Linked DNA regions of Homo sapiens: region 1 is linked to region 2. Evidence: chromatin loops called from intact Hi-C (ENCODE). Cell type or tissue: ovary. All regions are shown on one strand. Links, peaks and the distances in the headings refer to the core of each region. The heading gives the core; the rest is flanking DNA. Region 1 holds the start of SRCIN1 (SRC kinase signaling inhibitor 1). Region 2 overlaps EPOP (elongin BC and polycomb repressive complex 2 associated protein).

The links. Peaks named below come from ENCODE experiments on the same cell type or tissue, not always from the same donor. Only the 100,000 strongest peaks of a DNase experiment are listed, where the experiment ranks them.
Region 1: a loop joins it to region 2, with 6 times the contacts of the local background. A loop is called at or near these places in 25 of 110 quality-filtered maps.

The regions. Positions count from the first base shown.
Region 1 is chr17:38,600,928-38,615,682 of GRCh38, reverse strand. It overlaps SRCIN1 (SRC kinase signaling inhibitor 1), which reads left to right and starts at 9,731. Exons shown (of 19, transcript NM_025248.3): 1 at 9,731-9,999. The coding sequence starts at 9,978. RefSeq lists enhancers at 5,855-6,525, 7,669-8,269, 8,270-8,871. In ovary, for the core only: a CTCF peak has its summit at 9,149 (motif pointing right); a DNase peak (open chromatin) is centred at 9,706; H3K4me3 peaks cover 1,045 bases; H3K27me3 peaks cover 323 bases.
Region 2 is chr17:38,658,366-38,673,120 of GRCh38, reverse strand. EPOP (elongin BC and polycomb repressive complex 2 associated protein) reads left to right here. Exons shown (of 1, transcript NM_001130677.2): 1 at 1-1,418. Among named protein-coding and RNA genes, the nearest start is that of EPOP, 9.2 kb to the left of the region's middle. RefSeq lists a silencer at 1,031-1,325 and enhancers at 5,271-5,565, 13,916-14,415. In ovary, for the core only: a CTCF peak has its summit at 5,398 (motif pointing right); a DNase peak (open chromatin) is centred at 5,402.

The sequences.
Region 1 (14,755 bases), core at 4,488-12,487, 61 kb after region 2:
GCACTCCAGCCTGGGCGACAGAGCAACACTGTCTCAAAAAATAAAATAAAATAAAAAATAAGCAAAATGTATTATTTTACTTTCTTTTTTCTTTCCTTTTTTTCTTGATAGTCTCAGTCTGTCGTCTAGGCTAGAGTGCAGTGGCATGATCTCGGCTCACTGCAACCTCTGCCTCCCAGGCTCAAGTGATCCTCCCACCTCAGCCTCCTGGGTAGCTGGGACTACAGGCATGTGCCACCATGCCCAACTAATTTTTTGTATTTTTAATAGAGACAGCGTTGGCCGGGTGCAGTCGCTCACATCTGTAATCCCAGCACTTTGGGAGGCCCAGGTGGGTGGATCACGAGGTCAGGAGTTCAAGACCAGCCTGACCAACATGGTGAAACCCCGTCTCTACTAAAAATACAAAAATTAGCCGGGCGTGGTGGCACATGCCTGTAATCCCAGCTACTCAGGAGGTTGAGGCAGGAGAATCGCTCGAAACCGGGAGGCAGAGGTTGCAGTGAGCTGAGATTGTGCTACTGCACTCCAGCCTGGGTGACAGAGCAAGACTCTGTCTCAAAAAAAAAAGAGAGAGACAGGGTTTTGCCACGTTGCCCAGGCTGATCTGGAACTCCTGGGCTCAAGCATCTGCCTGCCTCGGCCTCCCAAAGTGCTGGGATTACAGGCATGAGCCACCACGCCCTGCCAGTATTTTTTTACAGTGTTTTTTTTTTCGTTTTGTTTTTGTTTTTTGAGACGGAGTCTCGCTCTGTTGCCAGGCTGGAGTGCAGTGGCGCAATCTCGGCTCAATGCTTAATGCAACCTCTGCCTCTCAGGTTCAAGCGATTCCCCTGCCTCAACCTCCTAAGTAGCTGGGACTACAGGTACGCGCCACCACGCCCAACTAATTTTTGTATTTTTAATGGAGATGGGGTTTCACCATGTTGGCCAGGATGGTCTGGATCTCTTGATTTCATGATCTGCCTACCTCAGCCTCCCAAAGTGTTGGGATTACAGGTGTGAGCCACCGCACCCAGCCTTTTTTTACAGTTCTTAACATGTCAAGATGTCACTAATTTTTGGTCCCAGTCATATACCAGCAGTTATTGCTGAGAGGGTCGGATCTCCCAGGTGATGAGGTGAAGTCAGGAGTGGGGCAGGGAGTGGGATGGAGTCCTTGCTGAGGGGAGCTCAGAGGGGCCAGCACAGAAGATGGGTGGACACAAAGGAGCAACCACAGGAGAGGCCAGGGGAGTGGGGTACAAATCAGGATAGCAATGCCCAGAATCCATGCAGCGAGGTGCTGGACATCCCAGAGCGGGAGAGGCCAGGAGGCACCGGCAGAGAGGACCACAGCTCTGCCTTGGCTAGGAAGAGACAGACGGCCACAAAGAAAGCTACATGGGTGTTAGGAAAGCCCAGGGGAGTGCAAAGTTCAGCTAGAATATGTTTGTGTGTTTGCTTATGTGTGTAAGGAAGGAAGGGGGTGGAATTTGGAAAGGCTTTACTGAGGAAATGGAATTTGAGCTGGGCTTTGAGGCCAGAATCAGGTGTCAACAGGTGCAGAGGAAGGAAAGGACAACCCCATGGGGGAGGGGAACAGTATAGGCAAAGACATGGAGTGTGAAGGGAAGATTGTGTGTGTGTGTGTGTGGGTGTGTGTGTGTTGTGGGAGGTAGCCAGAAATAAGGCTGGAAAGATTAGAGGATGGGGTCGTGGAGGGCCTGGAATGCCAGCCTGAATTTATTGAGTAGGTCAGCAGTGAAAGGGTCCTTAGGGTAGTGTTTCTCAAACTCTGTAATGAAGGACTACCCCCGCCTTTTAAAAAAATTTCCAATTGATTGCATACCCATATTTTTGTAAAATACAGTAAAAGTGGTCATGTGCCTAGATGTACAGGCAATCGCTATAAAGGTTTCTCAGTGCTTACTCTCCATTTCTGTATTCTTGTGAACCAGTGGCTGGCACTGGTCTATGGACCACACTTTGAGTAGCTCTGCCTTAGAGGTCCTTGGATGGGCTGCAGAGGTCAAAGAGGCCCACTCATTTCTTGTACATGGGCACATTTATTTATTTACAGAGAATGCAAAATTCTTGTTAGGACCTCAAAGGGTTCAGGTTCCTATAATCCCTTGGTGTGAGAATGGGGAGCCATGGAAGATCTTTGAGCAGAAGGGGCTATAGGAAGCTTTGGAGCAGGGAGGAGCAGTGAACAGCCTGATTCACCCTGGAACTCCTCCCCACTCTGCTGCACCCTGAGCAGGCAGCCCAGGGCCTGGCATGTGGGGAGAGTGCTGTGGGGAATGTGAGATTCCAGAGAGCAGGAGGTTCACTTAAGGGGTGATGAAAACAATCTGTGGTAGGCCTGTACTCCCAGCACTTTGGGAGGTCGAAGTGGGCAGATCACTTGAGGTCAGGAGTTCAAGACCAGCCTGGCCAACGTGGTGAAACCCCATCTCTACTAAAAATACAAAAATTAGCCGGGCGTGGTGGCACGTGCCTGTAATCCCAGTTACTCAGGAGGCTGAGGCAGGAGAATCACTTGAACTCGGGAGGCAGAGGTTGCAGTGAGCCAAGATCGCATCACTGCACTTACTAAAAAAAAAAAAAAAATTGTGGTAAAGAAAACTAGAGGGCTTTGAAGGCTATGTTCGGAGCAAAGGATCAGAGAGGGGTGGACCTGCCACTGGGGCAGATGGCACGATGTTAGCTGAAGATGCGAAGCACAGATCAACTGTCTGCCACCTGCTTGGGAGGCAGGAACCTGAAAGGGAGGCCCCCATGGAGTGAGGGCTAGGCAGAGGAAGAGGCTTCGGGGAGCAGCCTGGGGCCAGAAAACATCTCAAGGTCCTACGAGCATCCTCTGAGAGTCCTCAGAGCAGTGCCCAGTGTTCCAGCACACCGGGAAAGGCTGTGACTCATGTGGGCACAAGCTCTTTTGTTCCAAAGAAGATAAGCTGAACTTTTCAGATGGTTCTACTCATTGAATTCCCTGGCAGACTCCTACTTTCATTATTACTTTGTTTTCTGAGGCGAGATTTGCATAGTATATTAATAAAACTAACCATTATAAAGTGAACAACTCAGTGGCATTTAGTGCTTTCATAATACTGTGCAACCATCAACTCTATATAGTTCCAGCACGTTTTCATCATCCCAAATGGAAACCTCATACCCATTAACAGTTGCTCCCTGTTCTCCCGTCTCTCCAGGCAAATCTCTGTGGATTTACCTATTCTGAATATTTCATATAAATGGAATCACACAATATATGACTTTTAATGACTGGCTTCTTTCACTTAACATGATATTTTGGTGGGGACTGGGGATTTTTTTGTAAAGATAGGGGCTTGCTACATTGCCCAGGCTGGCCTCGAACGCCTGGCCTCAAGGAATTATCCTGCCTTGGCCTCTCATAGCACTGGGATTACAGGCCTGAGCCACGGTGCCCAGCCAGCATGATGTTTTTGAGGTTCATCCATGTTGAAGCATGTATTAGTACTTCATTCCTTTTTATGGATGAATAGTATTCCATTGTATGGATATACCACAATTTGTGTATCCATTCATCCACTGAAGGACATTTGGGCTGTTGGATCATAGGGTCATTCTATGTTTAAAGAACTGCCAAACTGCTTTCCATAGCTGCTGAACCATTTCACATTCCCATCAGCAATGCACGAGAGTTCTTCCTACTTTCATCATTAACTAGGGGATTGCTATAACCTTGGAAGGCAAGGAGATGGTTACTAGGTGCTAGCAGGGGTAAAACGGATCAGGATAGTACCGGCTCCATGCCCTGCACCTTCTACCACAGTCTTCTAAGGCTGGTTGGCAGGCCTGGGAAGGCAGCTAGCTGGAGGTGGAAGGAGTCTTCCATTTTTTTCCCCAAGACATGTGAATCAGATGGTGAAATCTAGAGCCTTAAAGTCAAGCTGGGTGTGGCCCTGCAGGAGTTGGGCTTGTGGTCTACCTGGGCCTCAGTGGCTCATAATATGTCCTGTTAAGGACAGATACAGACTGTACCTTCCTTCTCCTCCTCCCTGCCCTGGCCTCATCTTTCTTGTCTTTTCCCTTTCCCTGTCAAAGGCCTTCTTTCACTCTTTCCATCTCTCCATACATCCCTCCCTCTCTTCTTCTCTCTTTCCTCCCCTCCCTCCCTCCTGCTTCCCCTCTTCTTCCCTTTTCTTCTGTTTTTCTCCACCTCTCATCTTCTCTTCATCCCAATTCTGTTTGCCCCCTCCCCTCACCCTCCATCTCTTCACTCCAGCTCCAGTCTCCTGTCTCCCTCCTCCCCCAACTAGAGCACTAAGGTTGCAGTTCACTCACCCACCCACCCGGGCAATTCTTTTTTGTTTGTTTGTTTTTTGAGAAAAAGTCTTGCTCTGTCACCCAGGCTGGAGTGCAGTGGTGTGATCTCGGCTCACTGTAACCTCCGCCTCCTGAGTTCAAGTGATTCTCGTGCCTCAGCCTCCCGAGTAGCTAGGCTTACAGGCGCGTGCCACCACGCCCGGCTAATATTTGTATTTTTAGTAGAGATGGCGTTTCTCCATGTTGACCAGGCTGGTCTCAACTCCTGACCTCAGGTGATCCACCTGCCTTGGCCTCCCAAAGTGCTGGGATTACAGCGTGAGCCACCTCGCCTAGCATGAGCCACCTCGCCCGGCCCCACCCCGACAATTCCTTTTTTTTTTTTTTTTTGAGATGGAGTTTCACTTTTGTTGCCCAAGCTGGAGTGCAATGGCGCGATCTCAGCTCACTGCAACCTCTGCCTCCCAGGTTCAAGTGATTCTCCTGCCTCAGCCTCCCAAGTAGTTGGGATTACAGGCACCTGACACCATGCCCAACTAATTTTTTGTATTTTTAGTAGAAACAGGGTTTCACCATATTAGCCGGTCTGGTCTCGAACTTCTGACCTCAGGTGATCCGCCTGCCTGGGCTTCCCAAAGTGCTGGGATTACAGGGGTGAGCACCGCATCCGGCCCCATCCCGACAATTCTTATGCCTAAGGGACCAAGTGGGAAGGGAGGAGGTGGGGAGCTGCAGGCATGCTTATGGACTGTAGCCACAAGCCCCTCTCCCCACTTAGGCCCTGGGAGGTCACCCAGAGTGAGGTGGGTGCTAGGAACCCTCTCCCTTGCGGTTATTCTCCCCTCCTACAGAGAAAGGAGATCCACTGGCATCAGCAGCACCGAGCATGGACCTGGCACACAGCAGGGGATCAGGGATCCAGTTCCGGTCTCCAGTTTGGGCAACAAAAGTGAAACTCCATCTCAAAAAAAAAAAAAGAATTGTCAGGGTGGGGCCGGGCACGGTGGCTCACGCCTATAATCCCAGCACTTTGGGATGCTGAGGCGGGTGGATCACCTGAGGTCAGGAGTTCGAGACCAGCCTGGCCAACATGGTGAAACCCGGTCTCTACTAAAAATACAAAAATTAGCTGGGCATTGTGGTGGGTGCCTATAATCCCAGCTACTCGGGAGACTGAGGCAGGAGAATCGCTTCAGCCCGGGAGGCAGAGGTTGCAGTGAGCCGAGATCGAGCCACTGAACTCCAGCCTGGGTGACAGAGTGAGATTCTATCTCAAAAAAAAAGAGAAAAGAAAAGAAAAAAGAAATGCGAATTCTCAGGCCCCTCCTCAAATCTGTTGAATCTGAGACCTTGAGGGGAGGGGAGCAATCGCTGGTTTAACATGCCCTCCAGGCAACTGGGCTTTTCCAATTACTTTCAGAGCCACTGCCCTACCACAGGGGGAGCCCTGGCTTAATGAGGGGGGCAAGGTGCCTGACTCAAGGAGCTCCCAGTCTGATGGGACAGATGGAACCCTTGCCATCTGACAGGGAAGACAGCCTTGTGCTCAGGAAATTCCCACTGGGAGGGGAACACCTCGGCTTTTCACTCCAAGCCCCTACGCTGGTCCCTCCCTGCCAGAAGCAACGGGATAAGGTTCTCTGGAGGAGGCTGGCTACGGCTCCGACCCCAGAGAACCTGCCTCCACTTTCTGTCTCCATTCTTCAGAAAGCGGGTTTGATGTGCTAATGAGGGCATCAGTTAGGGAGCATCATTAGCATTCATTACAATAACAAGCAGGGAAGCGGGGAGGGTCTTTAGAAATTTACTGCCACTCACTCCTCTCCTATGGAGTGGGAGGAGGAGCAGGAGGGTGAGGAATGTGAGAAGGGAGGCTTAGGGGCTCTGGGAGACCAGGCTGTGTTCAGAAAGCCCCAGAAGCAGGCCTGGGGCAGCGGGAAGCACCCTCCTCCTCCTTGGCTCCTCCCCCACCCCTCTTGTGCCCCAGGTGCTAGGTCACTGCCCCTGGTTACTTGACCCAGAATAGGACCAGGTCCCCAGGCCCTCACTGTCTGCAGGCCACCCTTAGTGGAATGTGGATGGTTCCTTGGGGTCTCATGAAATGCCTGGCCAGACAACAGCCCCATGGACCGGGGGCTTTCTCAAGGATACTGGGCTGGGGGTGCTCCAAAGCAGCAGAGTGACCAGTTTGGGGTGTCCCAGCCATTATTTCCACGTCACCTTTTCCCTGTGCCTTCTCCTAGAGGCCCAGATGCCCTTCTCTGCCCACCCCAAGGCCCATCTCCCTTTGCCTGCCCAGATGTTTGTCCAGATGCAACCCCTGTTCCTATTGCATCTTGGGGAAGGAGAGGCAGGGCTGAGAATTCTCTCCTCTAGGGTGCACCCCCATAACCTCTCTCTCGCAAGCTCCCAGGAACAGGTGAGGGCTGGGTGGGATGTTTGGGGAGGCAAGGTGAGTGGTTAGGATCTGCTGTTCCAAGCCCCAAACATGCCAGCTGCCCCCTCCCCACCAAATACACTGCCAGAGGCACAGGAGAGGAGGACCAGAGGGAAGTTACCTGTTGAGGAATGAGAGCGGGGGCGGGGCGGCACCTGAGGCATCTCAGGTGGAGGCAGCTGGCAAATTGGTTGTGCCTGGGCACCATGCCAGCTTACAGGAGCAATTCTCATCTCTCAGCTGAAGTAATACCTGTGTTGCTTTTGCCCTGATCAGTGGAGATGGTGTCCCCAGCCTTCTCTCTCCACCAGGAACCCCTCCTTTTGAGACCTGGTGGGAGGAGGGAAAGGCACGTATTTTTCTTGGGGTCAATGAGGGGCGATGATGCCAGGCCATCTGTCCTCTGGCTCCACTTTCAGCCTTGGGACCTTGGGTTCTATTCAGGGAGCTGTATCCCTTCTCACCCCTCCAGGAGACCCATGGAGTCAGCTGGGCAGGGTGGGTGTGGACAAAGCATCTTTGGGGAAGAGAGGGCAGAAGGGTCTCAAATGAGCTGATAGCTATGAAGATGATCAGAAATGCTAAGGATTCATCATTAAAAGGTGAGCTATACAAATTAAAAATATTACATAAATCTGATTTAAGCTCCTCACTATGGAGGTGGCCTTCATGATGAGCGAGCTCACCTTAGGGCGGGTAAAAATGGATGCTTCGTTCTGCTGACACCTTTGGAACTGTTCCAATCCCTGGGGGCTGCATCACAGAACCTTTCCCACCCCACCCCAAGCCACTGGGGTTGGGCAGGCAAATCTCCACATGATGGCACAAGCATCTTTTCAATTGTCAACTAGAGGTAATGCCTCAGGTCACTCTCTCCACAATAGGACCAGATCCCTGTCTCCTTCCTGATTATGGCATGGCTATACATCTTAACTCTCAGCCACATTCCTGATCTCAGTTCTCTTCTAACGACTATATGGTTATGAGACTTTGTGTCCCAGGGGTTGTCCCTGCTGTGGCGACCCACAGGGTTATGAGATGATGGTGATAGAAGAAAGGCAGGGAGCTTTGACATAAGGCAGATGTGGGTTTGAATTTCAACTTTGCTGCTCTTACATTGGGCAATTGGCTATATCTCTCTGATAGGGGGTTGAAAATGCTCACTTCCATCAGGCTGTCGAAAGGGTAAAATTAGAGATTATGGTAGAGCACCTGCTAATTTTCTTCCCCTTAGGCACAAAGTGGGGGAGGGAAGAAATCTTGTCCCTTGGGGGGAATCTGAGTTGGGGGCAGGTGAAGGGCAGGAGTCCTGTGCAGTCAGTGGGTGAGGAATCTGAACGGAGGAGCGACCTGTGCCAGAGCTCTGGGCTCCCAGCCGCTTGGGAGGTGGTGTCCGTGTGCTGAGGGGAAGCTACCCTTGCCTCCCCTGAGCCTCCCCCACACAGAGCCTGCTGCCTCCCATGCCCATCCTGGGCAGGCAGCCAGGCAGGGCACTGGATGGATGCCCACTGTGCGCTCAGAGGCCAAAAGATGGGCACCATCCAGTTGGCAGAGGGAGAGGCAGTTGGCCCAGGAGGGAAGAAGTCAGGGTGCCTGCCGCTGGGGTCGTGTGCCCAGACTGTGTGTCCAGGACACAGCTCTTGGCTGTCCTCCTGATCTGTCCCACTGGAGCTGGGAAGGGCCTCTCCTCTGGTCCTGGCCCTGGCATCTGAGTTACTGCAATTGGTTATTTATCTCTAAGGGGAATCTGGGACCTTGTCCCTAGCTGGGCATGTGGTTGGCTCAGGGGCAGGCCTGGGGGTGGATAGGAAATTGGGAGAGCCCAGATTAAGGTTGCAACTGGGTAGACCAGGAAGTGGGGAAACCGGTTTGTCATTTGGGCCACTTGGGGTGGGGTCTCCTCTCCTGGGCTCTCTGCCTGCCTGCCACTCTGCCTGATGGCCCACAGTGAATAGAAGTACTGTGTCCACTCTCTTGCTCACCTAAACTGCTTTTGGAAACTCCAGAAGTAAATAAAAGGGACAGGGGACTCAGCCCACCTTCTCCTCCGCAAGAAAGCTTGAGAGAGAAGGGACTGGCCAGAGCATCGGAGCGAGGGAGGGAGGGGGCCGCTGGAATCACGAGGTGTCGGCGCGGGCCTGGGTCTGGGTCTGGGTCCGGGTCAGCGCTGGAGAAGTCTGCGGAGCCAACAGGTAGGCCAACGAAGGTGGGACGCGGAGGGGCGGGGGACGGCAGGGTGGAGCCGAGCTAGTGCTCTGCGGGCTGAAGTAGAGGCGGCAGTGACGCCGCCAAGCGAGGCGTGAGCAGGGACCGTCGCTGGAGCGTCCTACGGTGGGGTCTCACTGGCCGGAGGGGCGCGGACCTGCCTGCAGTTCCCGCGCACGCCTGCAGGAGGGGCTGCAACCCGGAGCGGGGGCGAGGCGGCGGCCCAGCAGGGGGCGCCGGGGAGCCCAGACCCTCCGACCGAGCCGCGTCTAGGCGCGCTGGGGTGAGGGGTCGCGAGGCAGAAGCAGAGGAGGATCCGGGCGCTCCCAGCATGGGGCGGCTGTTGGTTTCCGCGGTCACCTTGGCTGAAGGGAGCCCCCAGTCTCGCCGCCCCGCCTCCCCACCCAGCCCCGAGAGCCTTTCCATCCCTAGGCGCGCCCGGGCTTGGAGACCCAGGAGTCCTCCACCCTCCAAGTGTCCCCGCTTCCCCGGGTGCCTCCTCCGAGCCGGTCCTCGGTCAATGTATTTGTCTCTATCGTGGCGCGAAGACTACTTGGGGTGGGACGAAGCAGGTGGCGCGGGAAGGAGAGAGTGAGCGCGCCCCGCGCCCGGCCCCGGCCGCGCGCTGCGGGATCACGCGGTGAAGCTGGAGGGCGCGAGAAGGCGCAGTGCCCCCTCCCCTCCCCCGCCCCCGCCGCCCCGGGCGGCCCTTTGTAAGTTCCGGCCACACGCGCGCGCCCGCGCCGCGCGCGCGCCCGCCCGCAGTGACACACCCGCGCCGGCCCGCGCGCGCGCAGACACACACTCAAACACACACACACTCGCTCTCGCACACTCGGTGACACGCCCGCGCGCGCGCTCACCCACACGCCCGGCCGCCGGCGCCCTCCCAGCTGGTCCACCCCGGCGGGGCCCGCGCCCCCGGCCCGCCCGCCTGGCACCGCGCCCCGGGGCTGGGGCCGAGCGAGGAGCCCGCGAGGCGGCGAGAGGGCGAGCGCCAGGCAGGCCGGCCCGGGGCCCCCGCCCCCCGCGCCCCCGCCCGATGGGGAACGCTCCGTCCCAAGGCATGTCCCTGTCTCTCTCCTCCCTAATGTGCCTCCATGCTTAAGTGGAAGGTATTTCTGTTTTCTTTGTGTGTTTTCCCCCTCGGCCGGGGGCGGGGGCGGCGGCCGGGCCGGGGAGGCGGTGGCCGGCGGGGCGAGGGATGCTGGGGCGCAGGTGTGTGGGGGCAGGGGACCGCTGTGCGCCGGGCTTGGGAGAAGGACCCGGGCGAGAGGAGTGCTGGGACCAGAGAAGGGGGCAGGGTGGCGAGGCAGGAGACTGGGTGGGGAGGGCCTCACTACGCCCCGGGGTGGGGGCCAGAGGGGTTCAACTGTAAAGGGGCTTGTGTGGAAGGGGGAGGGGTGAGGAGAAGAAGGGGGATGGATGGTGAGGAGGGTGGGGGGAGAAGGGCGTCCCTCCGAGGTGGGGGAAGTGGAGGATGCAGGGGAGGGGAAGGGGATGGAGAAGTGAGGGGTGCATCAAAGGCCTCCCTCCCCCAGCTCCCAGAATGGGGTGCACGGGCTAGGATGGTGGTGGTGGGCCCTTTGCGCCAGCCTCCAGGGAGGGAAGGGGATGAGTGCGTTCTGGGGTTGGCCGCGTTGCCAGGATACAAGCCTGTATTCCACACACCCCCCCTCCCCGCACCTCGAGGCCCTAGCCCTGGAGACCTCTGAGCCTCAGCAGCAGTTGCAGAAACTGGGGACCAGCTCCCCGCTCTACCAGCGGGTAGGGAGGGCCACGAGAGGGAGGGGTTTAGGGAGGGGCTATTTGATCTTAACCCCTCCCCCTGCAGAGGCCAGGGGGCAGGGGAGGGCGCCCCCAGCTGGGGAGGGCATCTAGGGTGAGTGAGAAGATAGGGAAGGCAGGCGGCTGAGGGGTGGAGGGTGGGGCTGGGAAGGGGACGCACCGTGGCCCCCCCTCCCCTCCCACGCACCCCCCTGCTACGTCAGAAGCTCCCGGGCCAGCTCCGAGTCCTGTCGGTGGGGGCAGCAGGATGCTGGTGGAAGCAGAGGGGACAGGCCGGGTGCCTCCGCAGCTCAGCTGTCAGGGCCCGGCGGGGCGTGTGCGGCTGCTGGTGCTCGTCCCCCAGCCCCACGCGTCCCCATGCAGCCCTGGCAGTGCCTCCGGCGCTTTGCCCTGGCCTGGTGGGAGAGGACGGCGGAGGGCAGAGCCCGCTCTCCCAGGGAGGAGGCTGGACCGAGGGACCCTGGGGGCCGAGGGGAGCCAGGTGAGCAGGCGCGGGGAAGTATGCAAGGAGGGGGATCTTCCCAGCCCCCCTCCTCAAATGTTGTGGGACAAGGAGGTCCTGCAGCACCCCAACTTTAAGGAAAGTGGGCTCCCCGAGCTGGGGGTGGGGGTTTCTGGCAGCAGCCTTTCAAAAGGAGATGGAGGAGCTGCTGTCTGTTTTGGGGAAGGGAGAAACAGGTGAGGCTTGGGAGTGAGGGAAGCTGACCAGACTTCCAGGTTTGTGGGCCTGAATGTTCCTTTGGGTGGGGTTTGAGCACTTTTGGGGGGTCGTCAGGATACCTTCTTCCCGACTCTTGGTATCTTGGTCTGGGTGACCTTGAGCCAACTGCTTTGCTGTCTAATTCCTTGCCTCAGTTTCTCTTATTCCCATCCCTTTCCCTCTTGTTGATCTTTAAAAATTGATGATGCATTTGATGGAGATTGTGAGGCTGTCGCCACTGGTGGCAGCTGTGATGGTGGTGGTTTCTGGTGTGGTTGTATGTGGGGAGCAGCTATGGTGCATTTGAGGGGTTTTGCTGGTTCTGGTTGGTGATGGGCCACTCCATACAGGTGTCAGGGACATGGGAAGGAACATTCACACAGGAAGGAGTGCTCCAGGCAAGCTGAGAGTTGCTGGGGACAGAGACTTAGCTGGTGGCCTGGGGTAGAAGCAAGGGATGGGGTGAGGGCTCTGGGCATAAGGGGAGGGTTTCCAAGAATAAGATGCACCCCCCCTCCACCCCGCTGTCCCCACCCAGACTGCCTGGCACCCAGGCACCACTGGCAGCAAGTGCAAAGGCTTTGCCCTGGCTTCCTGCCACCCTGCCTTGGGGACAAGAGGGTCTTTGTCCAGTCCCCCCACAACAATTCCTGCTTCTTCTGCCCTTTCCACGATGGCTGGTTCTCTGTGATGACCCTCAAGGCTGGGATGGAGGCACAAATCCCCCTTCTGGCTCCCACTGTCTGTGCCCTGGAGCTCTATCTGGAAGAGGCAACTGTGGTCCTCGGGGAGTGCTGAGTGGAGAGGGATGCTCCACTAGGGGAAGGGTCGCTCGAATGAACCCCTCAAAGAGCTACCCCCACCCCAGGCTTTCCCCTGCCCCTCTACTTGCCTCCTTGCCTAATGCGGAGGGTCTGGGGTCTTCGTGGCCTCATCCCTGCTGGGTTCCAGGCGTCTTAAAGATGTGCAGGATACTGGGTTGGGCACTGGGATGCAGGGCCTCTCTGATGCACTCTCGCGCTCTCTCTCTCTCTTTCTCTCTCTCTCCCCCTCTCCCCCCTCCCTTCCCTGTCTCTCTCCCTCTTCCCTCTCTCTCGCCAGGGACCCACCCTGGAAAAAGGGTTTAATTAGAACCATTGATTCCTTCTTTGGCTGTGGGCATCGACAGTGTGGTCAGAGCTAGAGGGTGGGGGTGGCATGGCTGCCATCTGCCTATGCCAACCTTGGAATTCTCTGCCAAAACCCCAGCCCTGGAAGTGCTTAGGAGGGAGGCGGCTGGGCTCTTTGAAGTACCCAGTTTGTTGAGCCCCCACCCCCACCCCAGGTTAGGTTTTGGGGAAAGAAGGGAGACAGTGTTGAGGATTTGAACTGAGGGAGCTGAGTTTGGGGCTCAAGGAAGAACAGTTCATGGCGTCTGTCATCCTGGGTAGCAGGCCTGGGGCACATGAAGAGGCAGCTGTGGTGGGGGGTGCTCTTGCAAAGGGGCCTGTGGGTGCTGGGCAGGCAGGGAGTTCAGGGGAAGGATCCAGGGCTTGCCATAAAAGCTGCTCTTTCGAGGAATCTCAAGCATTTATCTCCTCCAAGCCCTGGCAAGGAAATCTGTTTTCTTTCTTCATTTATGTCCTTGAGGCCCAGAGAGGGACACAGACTGCCTCAGAGGCCCAGCAGACTTAGGTCTAGCTTTAAGCCTGGTTTCCTGACCTAGGGACCCCTGCTTGGGCACAAGCTGCTGAGGGTGAGTCTCCTGGTAGCTGAGGCTCTGGACTCTAGGATTTGTGGGGGGTGGGGGACAGGTTGTGCCCCCCAAGTCCTGGCTGCCTGCTGTGGGTGGGCTGGTGCAGGTGCAGGCTTCAATGAGGCACTCAGATGCTCTTTGAAGAATCCCTCACTGGCTTCCTAGGGCCCATTCGAGCAAAGATAATAAAAATCTGGCCGTCAGCGGGTTTGAGGGCTGTACTCGCTTCCCCTTCTTTCATTCCAAGCTCTGAGTAGCGGAGATGAAGGCTTCGGATTTGGCTGGGAAGCAGTGCCTGCCCCGAGGGAGGAAGGGAGGGAGGCAGTGAAGGAGGGAGGACTGAGTTCCTGGCAGCCAGGGGAGTTTCTGGGGGAGGTGGGCAGAGGGGCAGGGGCATGGTCCCCAACTCCTGCCAAGCAGCCTAGAACCTCGGGGTCAGGGTTCCTCTACCCGATACCTGGGCTCCAGAGCACTCCCCTGGATGCCCTCAGTCTTCGCCCCTCCCCCATCTCTCCTCTGTGCCTTTCCGTCTTCCCATTCCTCCCCTCCCGCTCCCTGTTCGTCAATTTCTCCTGCGCTGCCCTTCCTGCTGTCTCTCTCTCTAACCCTGTCCTCGTCTCTTCTTCTGCCTCCCCCTTCCTCCCTCTGACCACCCCTCCCATTGTCTGCCTCCCCTTCCTTTCCCCAGCTCTGGCCCTGCTTTCGAGGACTGTCTGGAAGGTTGAGAAGCCAAGCTGGGGGCGGGGAAGTGGCCTCAGAAGGGATGGGCCTGGGTTAACTATTATGGTCTGTCAGGTGCCATAATTGTCAGAGTCCAGGAAGGGCTGCAGAGCACTTAGCGATGTGTGTGTGTGTGTGTGTGCGCGCGAGCGTGTGTGTGTGTGTGCGTGTGTGTGTATGTGTTGAGGGCGCCATCCCCCTCCCCACACCACAGCAGGCACCTTGCCCTGACATTGGGCTCTTCCTCCCCTGCCTCAAACACCCCAGGTTCCCTGCTCTTCTGCCCTGCCCCTCATATTTCTCTTTGCCTACCTCCAGCCTCCCGCCCCTCCAACCGCGCGGCCCCCCAGGTGCTATGCTGCCCTTGCACTGCCCCTCACACCCACCAGACCATCTCCAGGTGCAGAGGCGGTAAGGGAGGCATCCAAGAAGCCTCTCAGCTCCATCTCCCACCCATGTCTCTGATGGGCCTGCCTGGAGCCCCATCCACGCCCTGGGGCCCCTTTGCAATGTTATAAACCCCCCAGCAGAAAGACAAGACCCTGGTGGAAAAAGCACTGCACTAAGTCAAGAGAGCTCATTCTTATCCTTCCTCAGTGCCCAGATGTCTGCGTGACCTTGAGCAAGTCCCATCCCAGCGCGGGCCTCTTTCCTCACCTGTGAAATGAGGGGGCGTGGGCTGGCTGATCTCCAAGGTTTCTTGTGACATTCCAGCGGTGTTGTGTCTCTCTTCTGGGTGATTTGCATATGCTTTGCATATATTAATGGTGCCTGCTTGAAGGGGGAGGGTGCCGCCCACACCCGGCCCAGAGTCCCACCCACCATTCCAACTCCCCTTGCCCATTGGCCCATGCTTTTGCTGCTCCGATTTCCCAGA
Region 2 (14,755 bases), core at 688-8,687:
GATTCCAATCCCTGCCTCCTTCCATCTCGGACCGTTGGAGGCAGGGCCTGCACCCCAGTGGGAGCAAAGGAGGCCACCGCTCAAAGACACCCCCCCACCCAAAAAAAAGGGGAGAAGAGAGAGACCTCGGTGATGGACAAACCGGTTGTTACTGTGTCTGTGGGCGAGCCTGGGGTGCGGGGCTGTGGTGGGGGTGGGGAGATGATTGGCAGCTCCCTGGGGGCATCCCCCACCCCCACTGTCCAGGCCTTTAACCCTTTGCTCCCCTCAGGCCTTCCCTAACGCTCCAAGCACCGCTGGAGCCTTTAATGGGTGAGGGAACTTGGGTAAGAGGAAGATCACCCCCTTCCTGTCCCCTTTCTAGGCCCCCTCAAGTGCAGGTGACCCTTAATTGGTGAGATCTTCAGCCTCAGCCGCCGACCTTTCCCTTTTGTCCAGTTTTGGAGTTCCCGTTTTTTCCTTGTTTGCTTTCCGAGTGTAAGGTCTGGCCGGTGAGAAAGATTTCCCCCAACCTTGATTAATCAGCCCCCTCCCCCAACTTACTTCCCTTAGGACGGGTAGGGCTGAGGGACCTCCTCTCCTGGAAAGTGCTTACTTTGCCTGGGGAAGGGGCTAGACACTGTCCCAGGGAAAGTAATAGAAGGTGGAAGAAATCAATAAAATCAGACCAAACAAGTCGCCTTTCGAGGGCCTCCACCGATTTATGGATGAGAGGGGGTGGAGGTGGAAGGCAGGCCCAAGTCCATTCTTTGGACACCCAAACTCAGCCCCCTTAAAGAGTGGAAACAAAACAAGCTGCACTTTGCAGAGGTGGTAAATGAAAGGACTCTTGGCCTAACTTCAAGAGTCCCCTGGGGTTTGAAGGGGCAAAGTTTGAGTCTGGATGGAACCTGGGCTGAGGTACCTTAAGCTTCCCCCCGCAACACCCCAGCCTCAGGGATTGCGGGAGTTGTCAGAGATCTGATGGATCCGAAAGGGGCAGGGCCAGGGGATTAGGTTTGGGGTCAGAGGTTCTGTTTTCCAGGGGAGGGGTGAGATAGGCCTGGATCATGCCCTCTGCCATGCCCTCCAGCTAGGAGGATCTTGAGTCAGAGAGGATTGGAAGTGCTTTCTCCTCCACCCAGGTGAGGTCAGGGGAGCTTAGGTCTTAGGGAGATGGCAAGTTGAGGTATGAAGGGAAGCTGGGGCTTTTGGAGCTGCCGAACAACTGAGGGACCCAGTGCGCCTTCCATCCCGCACTAGTGAATAGCGCCCCCTCTTCCCCCGAAAACGAGGTGCGAGAGGAACAATTCCCACGCTGGGGAAGGACTTGTCTCCTTTTCTGTGAAAATGCTTTGTAAAAAGTTGTTATTGTTTGCATAGAGCAGATTCTTGAGAAAAACTGTTTTGGACCATAAAAGTTTTGTTTGTTTTAAAAACTGTCTCCTTTCATTTTTCTTTCCTTGGGGGTGAGGGTGGGGGTGGGGTGGGTGGGCACTTCTCTCTTTTTCCTTAACATCTGGCCTCTGTGAACCCTGCTGACCTCCCCTCCCCCTCCAGCTGTGTTGTGGGAGGAGGAGGAAGAAGGGGTGGGGGAGTGCCTTCCACCCTGTGCTTCGGGAGTCTCCATCTTATTTTGCCCCCCAAGAATGGAGAACGGGAGGAAGAAGACACAAGGGGTGGGGAGAGAATCGCTGTGAAGAGGGGGGCTGTCAGAAGTCTGGAAAGGCAGACTCCCTGATTTTCAAAGACCCCTTGGTTTTAGTAACGCGCTCCGGGTCAGCGTCTGCCCCACCCGCCTGCCTGGAGCCGGGCACGGGATGATGGTGTGAGCTCTGGGTGAAGGAGGAAGGGCTGGTGGGCATGAAATACTCTTCTTGGACTTTCCTCCTCTTCGGGGCAGGAGGAGATGCTGTTAATTTAGGTTCTTTCCTCCCTGCATCACCTGCCCCCACCCTCACTCCCCCACCCCCGCCCTGCAAGTGAAAGGGTTACAACTCAACCTGGAAGGGGGCGGGGTGGCGAGTTAAAAAACACACCTTTTGGCCAAATAAGATTTAATTCTAGTTATTTTACAGAATAGGGAACTACGTTAGTTTCCAGGGCTGCCATGACAAATCATAACAAACTTGGTGGCTTAAAAGACAGATATTTAAGCGGCCGGGTAAGGTGGCTCACGCCTGTAATCCCAGCATTTTGGGAGGCCGAGGCGGGTGGATCACAAGGTCAGGAGATCGAGACCATCCTGGCCAACATGGTGAAACCCTGTCTCTACTAAAAATACAAAAACTAGCTGGACTTGGTGGCGCATGCCTGTAATACCAGCTAGTCTGGAGGCTGAGGCAGGAGAATCGCTTGAACCCGGGAGTCGGAGGTTGCAGTGAGCCGAGATCATACCACACTGCACTCCAGCCTGGCGACAGAGTGAGACTCCATCTCAAACAACAACAACAAACCCCGATATTTCTTCTCTTCCATTTACTGGGACCAGAGGTCCAAACCTAAGGCATTGCAGGGCCGAACTCCCTCCGAAGGCTCTCGGGAAGGGCCCCCTCCGTGCCTCTTCCAGCTTCTGTGGCCCCAGGTGTTCCTTGACTTGGGGCTGCAGAGTTCCCATTCTCCCATGGTATGGCCCTCCCCTCTCCTGTCTGTCACAAGGACACTTGTCATTGGCTTTAGGGCCCACCAGACAATCCAGGATGATCTCGTCTTGACATCTTTAATTAAGTTACATTTACAAAGACCCTTTTTCCAAATGAAGTCATATTCACAGGCTCTGGGGGAGTGGGGGCTGGGGATTAGGACCTGGACACATCTTTTTGGGTTCCATCATTCAGCCCACCCCAGAAACTGAGTCCCAGAAAAGAAAGAAACTTGCCCAGACTTCTGGGGGAAGCAAACAGGTACTGAGTATTTGGGGTTGGAATAGGGAAAAGCGTGCTTCCAAGCGAGGGCCACAAGTTTCTCCGAACAGGAGCCGCCTGGGGAAAGGGGAAAGGGACCCCTGGCTTTCCCTAGGCTCTGAGCTCCCGGGAATCTGGGACTCCCTCTCCCACGCCAATACGCTGGAGCCCGAGAGGGTCTGAGGAAGTCTGCTCTCCCTCCCAGGTGTCTTCAGCCCCTGCTTCTACCCCTCCCTTCCTCCAGTCCCATGTCCTCTAGGGCTGGTGGCCACCACGTTGGTTTGTCAGGGATGTGGTGGTCATAGTCTTATTTCTGTCTGGGTCTCTAAGCTCTTACAGCATCACCTGTTTTCCTTCTGTCTCAAAGGGTCTCAGAGGGTCTCCTCTCCATGTGCCTCTGGGTCTCTACCCTCCTCTTCAGGGTCTGGCAGGACCCCCAGAGTAACCCCTCGCTCACCTTCCCCTATCCCAGCCCTGCTTACCGTCTCCTCCCTCCTCCCGGGAGCATCAGCCGCCTCCAGCTCCTCTGCCTCTCACCTCTTAGACCTCTGCAGCCTGACTTCTGTCCCTGAAACCGCTTTTGCCAAGGTCAGCCAGGAGAGCCCCCAACCTCAAATTCAACAGTTGCCTCCCTGCCACCACTCCTGGACTTCTGCATAGCCTGTGACACTGCTGGACACTCACAAGGGTCTCTGTCCCCAAAGGTCCCGCCTCTGTCTTCTTCCATCTCCTCCTTCTCTTGCCCCCCTCCCCCAGAAGCTTTAAAAAGACAAAGTCCGATGAAGTCCGGTGGCGCCTGCCCTCCACCCTATCTGCCCGCAGGATTCTGTTTTCCTCCCCTAGGTCATCAGCTTGCACCTATATGGGTAAATGACTCCCACTTGACTGTCCCTGCCTCCTCTCCCTCCAGCACCCCTCCTGAGCCTTGGTCCCGCATCTCCACAGGGACAATGGCAACTCATTTGCCCCTGTCAAAGACCAAGCTCCTGGTCCCTGCCCACAGCTCCCTGCCCACAGCAGTCCCCCTGGTCAAGTCCACATTCTGGTTACAGCTCTGCTTTTCTCCCCATTACTTCCCCTGGACTCAGCACCTTGAATTCTCAGCTGGGTCCTCCCATTTGACCCACAGCTATCTATTTCCAAGCCTCCCCCTGCTTCTCCCCTCCCAAGGATCTCACAATTCTGTCTCTAATCTCCACTCCATCATGGTGCAGTGTCCCCTACCTCTAGGCTGGACTATGACAGTAGCCACCTAACTATTAATAGTTTCTGGGTGTCTGGTTTTTCTCTGATGCCCTCAGATCAGTTTACCTTCTTACTGAGTGGGTCCCCTGATAGTATTAAATGCAGCCTCCTTGGCCTGTCATTTGGAGCCCTCTGTGATTTGGCCTTAACCCCCAGCTCCCTCAACCAACTTGGTTCCCATTACTTCGCTTTATACCAGTGAAGGTATACCTGGTCTACTAGGCTGGAATGCACTTCCTTCCCCAGCGCCCCCAGCATGCCCCTCCCTGCTTTCTTTACCTTCATTCTCCAATGCAAAATGTCATCTCTCCCATGAAGTATTTTTTGATTCCCCCAGTTAGATGTGCTTCATGCCACCTCTAGACCCTCTTCACTCTTCTGTGTCTGGTAGGAAGGGACTGTGGAGTGTGGAGGGCGAGTGCGGCTTTGGGGCCAGACACTCCCGCTCCCCTCTGTCTATGGAGAACCTGGGTCAGGGGACTCGAGGCAGAACCTTCCTGACCTAAGCTTTCATTTTATTGCCTTGGCCTTAACTGAGAGTCATTGACATGTAACAACCATTTCAAAAAAAAATCGCCCCTGCAATTGTAAAAACTTCCTGAGAAGGCTGGCAAGGTAGCTTGTGTCTGTAATCCCAGCACTTTGGGAGGCCAAGGCGGGGAGAATCACTTGAGCCCAGGAGTTTGAGCCAGCCTGGACAACATAGGGAGAACTTGATGCTACCAAAAACAAACAAACAAACAAAAACAAAAAACAAGCTGGGTGTGGTGGCGTGCACCTGTAGTCCCAACTACTCTGGAGGCTGAAGTGGGACGATTGCTCAGCCACTTCAGGGAGATCAAGGCTGCAGTGAGCTGTGATCACTCCACTGCACTCCAGCCTGGGTGACAAAACGAGACCCTGTCTCAAAAACAAAAACAAAAAACACTTCCTGAGAAGACACTGTCCAGTGTGCCAAGTCCCCCTATGCTGTGTTCACATTTTCTCTAAGATAAAAAGTTAGGGTATTGATGACAAAGTTATAATTATTTGTGATTTTTCTTGTGTCCTTCTACAGTGATCTTGTATCTCTTGCTTCATTTTTTAAGGTCCTGGATCAGTGCCTTGCACACAGCAGGCACCTAATGAATACTTGCCCAATGCATTTCACCCCACCTCCGTTCCTCCTGACCCCTCCACCCTTGTCTAAAGCATTTTTAAAAAGCCTCATTTAAATGACTGCACAGCAGCTTGGCGAGTGACCCTTGGCCAGAATGCAGTTCCAGAGCTTGTCCACTAGATGCTGCTGTCTGCTAGCACCAGAAAGAGGATGGCGAGCCAGAGAAGGGTGGCTGGGGAAGGGATTCATTCTCCCAGGCCATGGAGTGAGAGCCCTGAGGGGGATCGATGTGCAAGACGTGGTCTCTGCACACAAGGAACTTAAGCAGGTGTCAGGTGTTTTACAGGCATTATTTTGCTTTCATAGCAATAGATAAGTACTATTTGTTTAGCAGATGAGGAAATGGGACTCAGAGAGGTTAATTAACTTGCCTGAGGTCACACAGCCAGTGGAGGAGCAAAGTAGCTCTGGTCTGTCTGACTAGGTTTCCTCCTGAGTGGTTATCATAGCAAGCACTGTAATGGCATTTCCTTGGAACCAGGCCTTGTTATATTATGCTTAGTTGCTCATGTAATCCTCAGGACACAACATGAGGTAGGTACTATTATTTATTTATTTATTTATTTATTTATTTATTTATTTATTTATTTATTTTTGAGACAGAGTCTCACTCTGTTGCCCAAGCTGGAATGCCGTGGCGCAATCTTGGCTCACTGCAACCTCCACCTTCTGGGTTCAAGTGATTCTCATGCCTCAACCTCCCTAGTAGCTGGGACTACAGGCGTGGGCCACCATGCCTGGCTAATTTTTGTATTTTTTAGTAGAGACGGGGTTTCACTATGTTGGCCAGGCTGGTCTCGAACTCCTGACCTCAAATGATCTGCCCACCTTGGCCTCCCAATGTGCTGGGATTACGGGTGTGAGCCACCGCGCCCAACCGTGGTACTATTAGCTCCATTTTGCAGATGAGAAAACTGGGGTTCACAGAGGTTAAGCCCATACAGCTACGGAATTGTGTCCTTTGAGTTTGTGCTCTAAATGACCACACTGCTGCCATGTTTCACCACCCAGCAGCAACCTGTTATGGGGTGGGAGTAGCCCCCACCAATATGTAGAGGTCCCAGAGCTCTGTTCCAGAGACACAAAGACACAGAGCCTGCCCCCAAGGTCCCTAGAGTGGCATGGGGAAAGCAGGACATGCAGTCCCCTCCTTAGGGTGTGGACTCTCCACAGATGTGCTGAGCGACTCAAGCTGAGTGTTGAGTGTTTTACCCTCTCTGGGGCTCAGTGTCATCACCTAAAATCAGGGGACTCTGTAACAGAAAGTGCCTCTCAGACGCAGACTTGCCATCCATGGTGATTTTTTTTTTTTTTTTTTGAAACAGGCTCTGACTCTGTCACCCAGGCTGAGTACAGTGGTGCGATCTTGGCTCATCGCAGCCTTGATCTCCCAGGCTCAAGAGATCTTCCCATATCACCCTCTCGAGTAGCTGTGACCACAGGCACGTGCCACCATGCACAGCTAATTCTGTTTATTTTTAATTTTTTTTTTGAGACGGAGTCTTGCTCTGTTGCCCAGGCTGGAGTGCAGTGGTGCAATCTTGGCTCACTGCAACCTCTGCCTCCTGAGTTCAAGCAATTCTCCTGCCTCAGCCTCCTGAGTAGCTGGGATTACAGGTGCCTGCCACCATGCCTGGCTAATTTTTGTATTTTTAGTAGAGGCGGGGTTTAACCCTGTTGGCCAGGCTGGTCTCGAACTCCTGACCTTGTGATCCACCCGCCTCAGCCTCCCAAAGGGCTGGGATTACAGGTGTGAGCCACCGTGCCTGGCCAATTTTTTTTTTTTTTGAGATGGAATCTCGCTCTGTCACCCAGGCTGGAGTGCACAATCTTGGCTCACTGCAACCTCCACCTCCCAGGCTTAAGCGATTCTCCTGCCTCAGCCTCCTGAGAAGCTGGGACTATAGGCGTGCACCACCATGCCTGGCTAATTTTTTTTTTTTCTATTTTTTTAGTAGAGACAGGGTTTTGCCATGTTGGCCAGACTGGTCTAGAACTCCTGACCTCAAGTGATCCGCCCACCTTGGCCTCCCAAAGTGCTGGGATTACAGGCGTGAGCTCTGTTTATTTTTTGTAGAGATGGGGGTCTCATTATGCTACTCAGGCTGATCTTGAACTTCTGATCTCAAGGGATCCTCCTGACTCAGCCTCCCAAAGTGCTGAGATTACAGGCATGAGCCACTCTACCCGGCTTCCACGATGATTTATTACAAAATCATGGCACTTAAACAAACAGAGGGAAGTTACCTACTCTAAAATGCACCAGAATTTCAGCTTGATGATCATTACACATGTACATTACCTGTGTGATCGCCACCCAGACCTAGATAAGCAACACTTCCAGCCTTTGGGAGGCTGTGTGAGGCCTGCTCCCAGTTGATCTCCTGACCCGGAGATGACCACCATGCCGGCCTCTGTCACCGAAGATCCGTTCGGCTTGTTTTTGACCCTCATAAGAATGGAAGGTACGTTTTTGGGTCTGGCTTCTTTTGTTCAACATTATGCATGGGATTCATTCATGCTGTTGCATGAAGCTGTAGTTAACTCATTTTATCACCGTGTAGTATTTGATTGAATGAATATTCTGCAATGTATATGTTTTCCTGTTGATGGATGTTTGGGCTGTTTCCAGATTTTAGTTTTATGTATAAAGCTACGTGTTACAGTTTTTATTGTTGTTGTTTGTTTGTTTGAGACAGAGTCTCGCTCTGTTGCCCAGGCTGGAGTGCAGTGGAGTGATCTCAGCTCATTGCAACCTCTGCCTCCCAGGTTCAAGCAATTCTCCTGCCTCAGCCTCCCGAGTAGCTGGAATTACAGGTGTGAGCCATCACGCCTGGCTAATTTTTGTATTTTTAGTAGAGACGGGGTTCTGCCATGTTGACCAGGCTGGTCTCGAACTCCTGACCTCCAGTGATCCACCCGCTTTGGCCTCTCAAAGTGCTGGGATTACAGGCGTGAGCTTCTGTGCCCAGCCTTTGTGTCACAGTTTTAAAGGAGAAGAGAAAGGAGCTAACATTTCTCAAGCGTTAAGCGTTAACTGTCTCCAACAATGGGCTAAGGACTGGAGATGAGAAATAACTAAAACCTCATATTGCTCTCCGACAGCTCACCACCTAGCAGGGGAGAGAGGTAAGTGAGCAATCAGGACAAGACAGGCATAGAGGTGGAGACTGGTGAGGTTGAGGGAACAGTGGAGCATGTGGGAAGAGCATCAGGGCATCAGAGGGGGCTTCTCAGAGAAGGAGCTCTCTGAATTGAGTCTTCAAGGATATAGGAATCCCTGAAGTGAAGGCCGGGAGGCACTGGGGCAGAGCACACACAAAAGTGCCAAGATTTGAGTGGCTGGAGCACAGGGTACATGTGACAAGAGATGAAGTAGACCGAGGTCAGATCACAAAAGGTCTTATATGTTAGGGTAAGGAGTTGATTCTGAAGACAAGAGGGAGCCCCTGAAGGGTGACCCAATCAGACTGTGAGAGAAGAGGGCTCAGGAACAGGCAGGGTGAATACTCACATTTCATGATTCATGGGAGGCTGGTGTGGAGTCCCTGGGGGTAGAGGCAGGGGGGCAGGGGTGGAGGCTGTGAGAACCCATTCGGGGGCGGGGTCGGCGGGGAGAAGGAGAGGACAGTCTCGGTGAGGGGGTCCTTACAAGGTAGACTCACCAGCTTTGGTGACAGATTGAATGTGGGGTGAGGCAGAGGAGGAGTGTGGCTTGAGTCCCAGATTTGGCCCTGTTGCCTGCGTGGGTTTGTGGCTGAGAGAGGCCTGAGCTGGAGGTAGGGAGGCTTTAGGGCATCAGACAGGATTGGACGGGAATGGCCAAGGCATGCATGTGGGGTGAGAAAAGGGCCAAGAACAGAGCCCTGGGGCACATTTACAAAGGGGAGCCAAGTGCCGTGGCAGCTCACGCCTGTAATCCCAGCACTTTGGGAGGGCAAGGAGTACGGATCACTTGAGCCCAGGAGTTTGAGACCAGCCTGGTCAACATAGTCAGATTTTGTCTCTACTAAAAATTAAAAAAAAAAAAAAAATTAGCTGGGCATGGTGGTTCGTGCCTGTAGTCCCAGCTTTGTGGGAGGTTGAGGTGGATCACTTGAGCCCAGGAGGTCGAGGAAGCAGTGAGCCATGATCATGCCACTGCACTCCAGCCTGTGGTGGGCAAAAGAGGGAGGCTTTGTCTCAAAAAAAAAAAACAACAAAAAAAGGCGGGGGCTGGGGAGGAATGGCCAGGGAGAGAGTGGGGAGAGAGAGGGTGGAGAGGAGGGAGAGAGGGGGAGGCTCTGGGGGCTCTGGTGACCACTGCTCATTGTCCACCCAAATCTGAGCTCCCTGTGCCAACTGGGTAGGCACATTTCCCAGCCCCTTTGCGGTCAGGTATGACTATGTGATTTAATTCCCACCACTGGGCTGCGAAGGGGAAGGGGTGTGTGCCTCTCCCAGCCTGGGCTTTAAGACCCTGGGCCTGCCCGCCCCACACTCCCTTGCCCTTCCTGCTGGCTGGAACCCGGCATGGCAGTCACTCAGCTTCGGTCCTGAGTCACTGGCAGGGCCCTAGGGGGCAGCACAGCAGCACATGGAAGGAGCCTGGTCCCCGAATGGCTGTGAGAGCTCCCGGCTGACCTGGAGTGTTCACCTGCAACACAGGAAAGAAGCAAATTTTACATTCTTCAAGCCATCATCTTTTTTTGGATCTCTTTGTTCTAGGAGTTTAGCCTAACCAGTACAACTTAGACTAAGCTAAACAGTTTAGCATAGCCCAAATAATACAGAGAATTAACCTAATGAAAAAATAATTAGCCAAATTAATACAATGGAAAATTAAAACATAATAAAATAAAATATTGGCCTAACGAACACAACTTACCCTAACTCATCCAATAATCAAAGGAGGAGAGTATCAAGAAAGGAGGAAAACAGGGTGGAATGTCACACAAAGATGGGATAGAGCCGGGCATGGTGGATCATGCCTGTAATCCCAGCACTTTGGGAGGCCAAGGCGGGTGGAGCACTTGAGGTCAGGAGTTTGAGACCAGCCTGGGCAACATGGTGAAACCCCGTCTCTACTAAAAATACAAAAATTAGCTGGTGTGGTGGCGCAAGCCATAGTCCCAGCTACTTAAGAGGCCAAGGTGGGAGGATCACTTGAGCCTGGGGAGGTGGAGGTTGAAGTGAGCAGTGATTGCACCACTGCACTCCAGCCTGGGTGGCAGAGTGAGATCCTGTCTTAAAAAAAAAAACAAGATCAGATACAGGATGAGGAAGGTCCACTGGCCTTGGCAAGCAGGATGGCACCAGTGACTCTAGTGAGATCTTCCTGGGGAGTAGGGATGAAACGGGAGGGAAAGAAGCAGATCCAGCCCATGCATCTCTTTTGAGGAACTTGGATGAGGAAGGGCAGAGATGAGGAAGGCTCTAGAACGAACCCAGGATCCAGCACGATTACAGTGCGTTAGGAGAGAGGGAGGGGTTGGGGACACCGGAAAGAAGAGAGGAAGGCCTCTGTGGAGGGCAGGTGCTGGGCTCCAGAGCTCAGGTGGACAGGGATGGACAAGCGTGTTCCCAAACGGGCTCAGACTCCTGCTCCTATGCACATGCACACACACACGCACGTGCACGCACACATGAACACACATGCACACACACCTGACACAAGAGCCTGGAGACAGGCTGGGCACGGTGGCTCACACCTGTAATCCCAGCACTTTGGGAGGCCGAGGCGAGTGGATCACTTGAGGTCAGGAGTTTGAGACCAGCCTGGCCAACATGGTGAAACCCCATCTCTACTAAAAATAAAAAAAAATTAGCTGGGCACGGTGGCAGGTGCCTGTAGTCCCAGCTACTTGGGAGGCTGAGGCAGGAGAATCGCTTGAACCCAGGAGACAGAGGTTGCAGTGAGCTGAGATTGTGCCATTGCCCTCTAGCCTAGATACAGGGCGAGACTCCGTCTCAAAAAACAAAAAACAAAAATAAGAAGAAGAGGGGCTGAGTGTAGTGGCTCACACCTATAATCCCAGCATTCTGGGAGGCCAAGGAGGGAGGATTGCTTGAGGCCAGGAGTTTGAGACCAGCCTGGGCAATATAGTGAGTCCCCCTATCTACAAAAAATAAGCAATTAGCCGGGTGTGGTGACGCATACCTGTAGTCTCAGATGCTTGGGAGTCTGAGGTGAGAGGATTGCTTGAGCCTGGGAGGTCAGGGCTTCAGTGAGCTGTGATTGCCCCACCACACTCCACCCAGAGAGACAGAGCGAAACCCTGTCTCCAAAAATAAAAGTAAATAAATAAATATATTAAAAAATTAGCCAGGCACAGTGGCATGTGCCTATTGTCCCAGCTACTCAGGAGGCTGAGACAAGAGGATCACTTTAGCCCAGGAGTTTGAGGCCGTAGTGAGCTATGATCGCACCACTGCACCGCAGCCTGGGTGACAGAGTGAGAACTTATCTCAAAAAAAAAGAAAAACAAACAAACAAAAAAACACTTTGGGAGGCCGAAGCGGGTGGATCATGAGGTCAGGAGTTCAAGACCAGTCTGGCCAACGTAGTGAAACCCCATCTCTACTAAAAATACAAAAATTAGCCAGGGGTGGTGGTGGGCACCTGTAATCCCAGCTACTTGGGAGGCTGAGGGAGAATCACTTGAATCCGGGAGGCAGAGGTTACAATGAGCCAAGATCGCGCCACTGCACTCCAGCCTGGGCGGCAGAGAGACTCCATCTCAAAAAAAAAAAAAAAAGGCCGGGTGCAGTGGCTCAAGCCTGTAATTCCATCACTTTGAGAGGCCGAGGTGGGTGGATCACCTGAGGTCAGGAGTTTGAGAACAGCCTGGCCAACATGGCAAAACCCCGCCTCTATTAAAAATACAAAAAGTAGCCAGGCGTGGTGATGCACTCCTATAGTCCCAGCTACTCGGAAGGCTGAGGCAGGAGAATCGCTTAACCCAGGAGGCGGAGGTTGCAGTGAGCTGAGATCACTCCACTGCAATCCAGCCTGGGCGACAGTCTCAAAACAAACAAAAAAACCAGAAGGGAAGTAGGGAAGTGAAGTGTCCTCCACCCTTGGTCCCTCCCACAGAGAGACTTGTCCTGGGGAAATAAGCACTGCAGTTCCAAAAGACAGGAGCTTATGGAGAGAAGAGGGGAGACTGGGGATCCATTCCCAGGGTTGCGGTGATCCTTGATCCCATGGCCCTGGTAGTGTGGCAGCAGGACTGCCTTTGCTGTTTTTGTGCCCCAGAGAGTGGGGACCTGGGAGCAGGAGCTGGATAGAGAGTAGGGAACCCCTGTGGGGAATCACGCCTATGGCTTATGAGGTCCATGTGTGTCTGTGTGGCCCTGTGAACAGGGAGCTCTGTCTGTGTGTCTGCTGGAGGGGGTCCTTGGGTTTGTTCGTGAGTCAGGAAGGAGTCTCTGGATATGCATGTGTGTGCACCGGCCTCGAGTGTGCGATCTCCTGCATTCGTCTATCCCACGTGCATGCGTGTGCATCTCTTGGCTCTGCACAGCTCTGTGTCTAGGAGTGTGTAACATGTGTCCCCCCTGCCTTGAAACAGAAACTAGGTCAGCCTGGAGATGTGTGGGCAGGAGTGGAGTTAGGGTTGGATTCTTCAGCAGTACCAGGCTGGATGGGGAGCGTCATCCAGCTCCCCATTCAAATTGGCCAGGTGCAGTGGCTCACTCCTGTAATTCTAGCACTTTGGGAGGCAGAGGTGGGAGGATTGCTTGAGGCCAGGAGTTCGAGACCAGCCTGGGAAACATAGGGAGACTCTGTAAACAATTTTTTTTTTTTTTTGAGATGGAGTCTCGCTCTGTCACCCAGGCTGGAGTGCAGTGGCGGGATCTCGGCTCACTGCAAGCTCCGCCTCCCGGGTTCACGCCATTCTCCTGCCTCAGCCTCCCCAGCAGCTGGGACTACAGGCGCCCGCCACCACACCCGGCTAATTTTTTGTATTTTTAGTAGAGACAGGGTTTCATCGTGTTAGCCAGGATGGTCTCGATTTCCTGACCTTGTGATCTGCCCGCCTCGGCCTCCCAAAGTGCTGGGATTACAGGCGTAAGCCACCGCGCCTGGCCCAAAAAATTTTTAAAAATTGGCTAGGTGTGGTGGCTTGTGCTTGTAGTCCCAGCTCAGCTACTCAGGAGGCTGAACGGGGAGGATTGCTTGAGCCCAAGAGATCAAGGCTGCAGTGAGCTATGATTGTGCTGATGCACTTTGGTCTGGGTGAGACAGCAAGACCTTGTCTCAAAAAATAAATTCATAGTAATGCCCCTCCCTCCATCCCTTCCTCCTCTACATTAACCTTGGCATAAAGAGAAGCTGCAGGTAGCCTCTGAGGGGCTTCTCCCCTTGGTAGGGACAAGGACTGAGAGGCATCTGACCAGAAGCGGGAGGGAGGGCTGGGTTTAGTTAAGACGAAGGTGTGGGCACCTATTTCTAGATCTTGCCAGGGATGTGGGAAGGGGCAGCCTGCATTGTTTTCTGCATTCCTCTGGGCAAGGACACAATAGGGCCAGGGCACTCTGCCTAGGGACCTGGCTGCATCAAAAGGACCTCCAGTGCCAGGAGGGAGAACCCTTCCTCCTCTGGACCCTGAGTGCTCCATTCAGGGAGACATCGGTTTGTCTGTTCCCCCAGCGCTGAATGCTCCTTGATCTGAGGTCCGTAAGTCCCAGACCCATAACCCACCGCATCGCCTGTGTATAATGGGAGCGGGGAGTGTAAATGCCAGGATCCACATGGGCAGTGGGCCAGCCCCCGTGCCAAGCCTCTTTGGGGGAGGAAGTGCTCTCCCCACCCCAGCCTCGCGCCCACCCTGCCTCCAGCTTCCCACTTCCTCCTCCATCTGAGCCTTGCAGCAGCAGCACCTCCTCTCTGGGGCCCAGCCAAGTAGCACTCAGCCCACGGCAGGCAGGCTCACAGCAGCCACAGAGCAGCCTTGCTCCCCGGCACCTGCTCCTCTCCTCTCCCAGCCTCCTCCGGACCCTCCCTTCCTGTCTTCTGCAACCTGGAGTTTGCACGGAGAGCCCCCTGTCATGTCTGGGGCTCTGTGTTGGGTGCCTGGTTGGTCCAGTTGGTCCAAGTCCTGATGAGCTCTATGTCACCCTGAGCAAATGTGGCCATCACCTCTGTTAGTCCTTTCTGAGTTCCAAGTCAGTCCAGACCCCTGTGGCCACTGTGGGTTCCATGTCACTCTGGACCAAAACGGGCACCACTTCAGTCTAATCCCTGTGGGCTCTGTGATTTCCTGAAGCAACATGGGCGCCCTATCATTCAGTCCCACCCCACCAGGCTCCATGTCACTCCAGGCCCTGTGAGCCCTGTCTCAGTGTGGGCTGCTACAGGCTCCCTGACACCCTGGGCTGGGTTCTGTGTTGGTTTGGGCCAAGTTAGGTGTCCTATAGTTCTAATTCCATGACAGGCTGGACACTGTGGACAGACACCATCTTGATCAGCACCGTGGACCTCCCC